Linked DNA regions of Homo sapiens: region 1 is linked to region 2. A link is an interaction called in ENCODE POLR2A ChIA-PET data of the cell type or tissue named here. Cell type or tissue: MCF 10A. All regions are shown on one strand. Links, peaks and the distances in the headings refer to the core of each region. The heading gives the core; the rest is flanking DNA. Region 1 overlaps PRUNE2 (prune homolog 2 with BCH domain). Region 2 has its middle 27 kb from the start of VPS13A.

Evidence for each region. Peaks named below come from ENCODE experiments on the same cell type or tissue, not always from the same donor. Only the 100,000 strongest peaks of a DNase experiment are listed, where the experiment ranks them.
Region 1: POLR2A ChIA-PET joins it to region 2 with 5 read pairs; 2 of 35 experiments call an interaction of 5 or more read pairs at or near these places.

Annotation. Positions count from the first base shown.
Region 1 is chr9:76,865,450-76,868,373 of GRCh38, reverse strand. All of the region lies in intron 1 of PRUNE2 (prune homolog 2 with BCH domain), which reads left to right. Among named protein-coding and RNA genes, the nearest start is that of PRUNE2, 39 kb to the left of the region's middle. In MCF 10A, for the core only: no CTCF peak of the experiment used is centred there; a DNase peak (open chromatin) is centred at 1,413.
Region 2 is chr9:77,149,558-77,152,481 of GRCh38, reverse strand. No RefSeq gene overlaps it. Among named protein-coding and RNA genes, the nearest start is that of VPS13A, 27 kb to the left of the region's middle. In MCF 10A, for the core only: a CTCF peak has its summit at 1,541 (motif pointing right); DNase peaks (open chromatin) are centred at 1,131 and 1,531.

The DNA of each region.
Region 1 (2,924 bases), core at 147-2,646, 280 kb after region 2:
AGATGAACAGTTTGTTTTTCAGAAGGTTCTGTATTCTAAGTGGAGGGCTTGGAAACGTGTTTGGAAGAGTGGAAAAAGACAGGTGGAAGAGTTTCGAATGGTATCATAGCTTTGTTATTTTGGATGTTTTTCTCCATTTTTGATATAAGTTACTATAAATGTCCTATGCCACCATTTACTGCCTGTCATGTATGTACTGAGTCATATGAGGTTTTTTCTTGATGTATTGTCAGGAAACAGTTAATAAAGAAATCTCGTCTACACCCACCTCGCATATAGAGTGGGTTTCTTTTTCCTGTCTACGGGAAAAAGGAATGACATGAAAAGCAGGAAGCACCCCTGAGTGCTCTAGTGAATTAAGATTGGAACCAGAATTTGGGGCTATTTCTCCACATCTTATTGTTTTTGTCTTAATTTGTAGCCAGGATAAATATTTAGATACATGTACACAAGAGCCTAGGAATAACATTAGGCTGTCAAGATTAAGAGAAAAAAGCAAAACCGGCCGGGCGCAGTGGCTCACACCTGTAATCCCAGCACTTTGGAAGGCCGAGGTGGGCGGATCACAAGGTCAGGAGTTCGAGACCAACCTGACCAACATGGTGAAACCCTGTCTCTACTAAAAATACACAAAAAAATTGGCCGGGCATGGTGGCACGCGCCTGTAATCCCAGCTACTCAGAAGGCTGAGGCAGGAGAATCACTTGAACCCAGGAGGTGGAGGTTGCAGTGAGCCGAGATTGTGCCACCGCGCTCCAGCCTTAGGGACAGAGTGAGACTCCGTCTCAACAACAACAACAACAACAAAAGAGCAAAACTGCAAAAAGCAAAGCAAGGTGAGGGCTCTCAGTCCTTACTTTTCCTCCAGTCATTTTTTCTGATACTGAATCAACCTGACAGCTCTTGGAAGTATTGCTGATGTAGCCTTAAATTCTAGCTCCACTGAGAACAATTTCCTTGTTCAGTTATATCACAGGAGATGGTGTTTGAATCATGTCAGCGTGGTGTGTGATCGTTTTGCGTGGTCTGATGCGGTTCGTTTTTTCTTTGTTGGGTACCCATGGTGTCATAAACACACTGTTGTTCTCCCCTACCCTCTCCGCATAAGATAAAAGATAAAAAAGAAAGCCATGAACAGCATGAAACACCTGCTGGCGGGGGCGGGGGCGGGGGGTTGATGGTGTTGTGGGAGAGGACAGAGCAGTTGGTGGGGGAGGAGAAAGGTGCGTGGGATGGCAGACAACCCATTCCCTTGTTTTTGCTACTCTAATCTCAGCCTAGGCTATAGCTGCCCAGGAACTCAGAATTTGGGCTTCTTATTTATTGCTTTGATTCACTCTTTCAGCAAATATTTGGTTGACTAATACCAGGCACAAGTCTGAGTGCTGATTCACCTCCACAGATTGAAACCGAAGACATGACCCGTTGTCAAGAATGTGCACACAGGGGCCTGGGCTGTTCACAGCACCGGGCGGAAAGGGCATTCCCTCCCTCCTCCCTCCCTTCTGACCATCCGCTCCCTCTCTCCCTCTTAACTTCCTCCCTACTTCCCTCCCTCTCTTCCTCTTCCTTCCATTCTCTCTCGCTCTTTCTCTCGCTCTCTTTTCTTTCCCTTCCTCCTTTCTTACCCACTTCCTTCCTTCCTCTCCTCCCTTCCTCCTTCCTTTCCTTTCTTTCTTCCTTCCTTCCTTCCTTTTTTGTACTTAAGTTTTCAAACATACGTCAGCAGAGAGGCCAAAGAGAACTCCACGTGCCCATCTCCCAGCTTCAAAAATTGCCAGCGTTTTGCAAAAAGGGCTAAAGTTGAATACTTAACAACCCTTGGGGAAGGCAGGCGTATGTCTTGTTGTCATTCTACTTATGAATAGGCAGTAGGAAGTTATTTGAACTTTACAAAATATTTCCCACATTTTGTCAACCGAATGAGACACTATAATAACTACAAAATATCGCAAAAAACACTATATGAAGTTTTGGAATTTGTTAGAAATCACTGTATGTAAAATCAGTGCCTAAGGGCAAAACCCTTGTACCTCTGATTATTAATATAATGGATATAGTTTTTGTCTTGAAATCATTTAAACTTGAATTTCAGAGTGACTTTATGCTAGACATGCATTGATCATGCAAGTGTTGGGGACAGAGCTAAGAAACACCTGGTAGCTAATTAGAATTATGCCCTTCTAATTTGGTGGTTTCTGTATCTATGTTAGGCCCCAGGATTGGGCCTGCTGGATGTGCATGTACTAATAGCAAGTCATGTTTTGGTAGAGTTCAATAGTGTACCTGTACACACTGCTTGAGATATTTAAAAATGAAATTATTGCAACTGCTATATCTTCAGAATAATAGATGAATTAGAATGTGGTAGCAACTCAGAAGTCAAGAATCTTGTCTTGAGAGAAAAGAGGAAAATATGTGATGACTTAATACTCATAAAATCCATTACTTTATAAAATCATTTTAATTCAGTTTTGGAACTTTAGATCATGAAGTGGGCATAATGCACATGTCATAATGCTCTGGTGTGTGTGTGTGTGTGTGTGTGTGTGTGTGTGTGTGTGTGTAGGGAGAGAGAGGGAGAAAGAAGGGAGAGAAATGAGAGCCTGTTAAGGTTGAGACAGGAATGATTATTTGCAGCCTATAGTATAACTTTTGACTTTTGTGCTATTAACAAGGTTTTATCCCATGATACTGTTATTTCATAAGAACATGACAAAGACATTACAAGAAAGTTAAAAATTATCTTCTGCCCAACTATTATATCCGATATTATCATTTTCACTGACAAAAATTGATTGGAGCATCTCCTGTGTGCAGCACGCTGCCTTAGGAAGTCTTGGGGACACAAAGGCCTGAGGATCTCAGTTGGCTGAGCTGTAAAAACCAGTCTCCAACCCTTGTTCATTGTACAGTGAGATTAG
Region 2 (2,924 bases), core at 175-2,674:
TAAAAGAATCTTTCCTGATGTCCTGCCCATAAACTTCCACATATATGTCGTTGGTCATTACTATCTACAAGGGATAAAGGAAAATATAAGTTTTAACTGGGTCCATGCCATCCCCTGATAAAAGATATGTCAGTCACTAAAAAGAAAAGAGGGGTGTGCCAGAGCAGGCTCTGTCTCACATAGGTTAAAAGAAAAGTCTCTACATATATGTGTGTGTGTGTGTGTGTGTGTATATATATACACAAATATGTGTGTGTATATATGTGTATATAGAGTTTTCTCTACATATATATGCATATATATGTATATATATGCATATATATACATATACATATATACACGCACACACACACACACATATATATATGGCAAAGATGGTTAATGACAACTGACCCTCTGGCTTTGTGTGGGGAGATAACAGGAAGTGATGGGAACGGCGCTGAGCAGGGAAGCTCATGTCTCACCTAATAGGCTCAGCCATATTCTGCCCCAGCAATGTGGGAATGGAGCCCACTGTGTTCTGATGTTCCCATTTTCCAAGAGAAGCAATGACCTGCTCTACATTGGCTCACTCTGCTTCAGCCACACTATCCTACAGCTATCCTTTGAACATGCGCCAGTCCTTCCACTACAGGGCTTTTGTACTATCTGTTCCATCTGCTGAGAATGCTCCTCTTCCATGTATCAGCATGAACCCTTCAAATCTTTGGTCAAACTGTAAGAAGCATATCTGAGGCATAATTCAGATTTTTGTGCCAACTCTTGTATTATTTTATTTCCTTTATTTTTATTTTGAGACAGAATCTCTGTCTGTCGCCCAGGCTGGAGTGCAGTGGTGCAATCTCGGCTCATTGCAACCTCCACCTCCTGGGTTCAAGCAATTCTCCTGCCTCAGCCTCCCAGGTAGCTCGGATAACAGGCATGCATCACCACGCCAAGCTAATTTTTGTATTTTTAGTAGAGACAGGGTTTCTCCATGTTGGCCAGGCTGGTCTTGAACTCCTGGTCTCAAGCGATCCACCTGCCTTGGCCTCCGAAAGTGCTGAGATTACAGGTGTGAGCCACCGCGCCCGGCCTTTCCTTATTTTAGAATCAACACCCACATATTTCAAAATTCTGTGTCTGAATGTTGCAATTTGTACCTAACCTTCAACCACTGACCAAGGAGAGAGAGTTTTCCTTGAGACAACATTTTAGGAAATGTTATGCCACACAATAAGAAATGCACTCTATTGCTTTGCAAACCAGCGTAAGGAAGGTGGAGCTTGAAATAAAGGTGCCCATCACCAGACTCTTAGACCACGGCAAATACTTATTACTCTGGGGACAGATAGCCATCAACCATCTACCCTCTTCTTCTCTTTGCCAGTCAGAAAGTGCTGGCTCTGAAGCTGGGGTGGACAGTATTTCTAAAAGGACAATTCTGGGTAATTAACTCCTCCCTGCCCTATGTAAATGCTCTGGCACAAACCTGATCCAACTCCCTCTACACAGCTGTCCATTCCTTGCAGCTTTCCGTTTAGGCCAGCAGATGGCAGCAAGTATTGGCTGAAATAGGAAACCAACTTACTCCTTCAGAGTTGATGTTCTTTTTGATGCATTTTCTTTGACTTGTGCCAATAAAAACAATAAAAGTAATTTACATTTGCCTCACTCATTACTTCTCACACTGAGAAACAGGAAGGTTAATCCATTTTAGACCTGACTTATCATTTTGAAAGGGTGATCATGAAAGTCTGAATATGTGAAATGGGGCAAAAGTCTTAAACTGTTCCTTAGTAACAAAACATAAAATTTAATATATATTACCAAACAAAAATTATTTATTTAATCTTGATTCCAATGGCTGTTCTTAATAAAAAAACTACAAATATTTGTTATATTTCTAAGTAAAGGTACAATAACTTGAGGATGTGCACAAAATGATAAACAATTATATTATTATTTTCTGAATAACGTCCACATTTGTCCAAATCTATCCTTTAAAATGTACTGCATCCTTTTAATCACTTGGAGATGCAAATAATGAAATATATATGGGGAAAAGTTACTAGGAAGAACTTCTACATATCATGAAAGTGAACTCTTGTTTTATTACTATCTTTTGGAGAGTAGCAATATAAATATTTTTGAAAGTTTTTGTTATGTCAACAGCAATTATGGAATAACTAAATGTCTTTGAGGGGAAAAGGAAAATGGACCCAATAAAGGGTCAATTTATTAGAGGCAATTAAGTCTACAGAACAATTATTTCTGTACTTCATGCTTCAAAGTTTTGTTCAATGTAAACTAAAATCTAGATAACCTAGGAAGCAAGAAAAGTGATAAATGAACAGTCAGGCTACACAACAGGTAAGGAGGAGAGCTGATGTGAGAAGCAGGAATTGCCAGTGCCTGTAGATGTCAACAGAATTTACATGTGAGTTGTTTGCTAAGAAATGCAAAGAAACCTACAGATGATTGTTAGTGGTTAGTACCTGGAAAGGTAAAGGAAACAGACTGAGAAAGATGCGATGCCCTGATACTTCTGAAAGGATCAAACTCTTTGTAAAGATTAAAAAAAAAAAAAAAAGGCCAGGTGCAGTGGCTCACGCCTGTAATCCCAGCACTTTGGGAGGCTAAGGTGGGCGGATCACGAGGTCAAGAGATTGAGACCACCCTGGCTAACGTGGTGAAACCCTGTCTCTACTAAAAATACAAAAATTAGCTAGGTGTGGTGGCGGGCACCTGTAGTCCCAGCTACTCAGGAGGCTGAGGCAGCAGAATTGCTTGAACCCGGGAGGCAGAGGTTGGAGTGAGCCAAGATCGCGCCACCGCACTCCAGCTTGGTGACAGAGCAAAACTCCATTTCAAAAAAAAAAAGAAGAAGAAGAAGGAGAAAAGACAAATTTGTTATGGATTGCATCTTAGAATTACAGACTGAC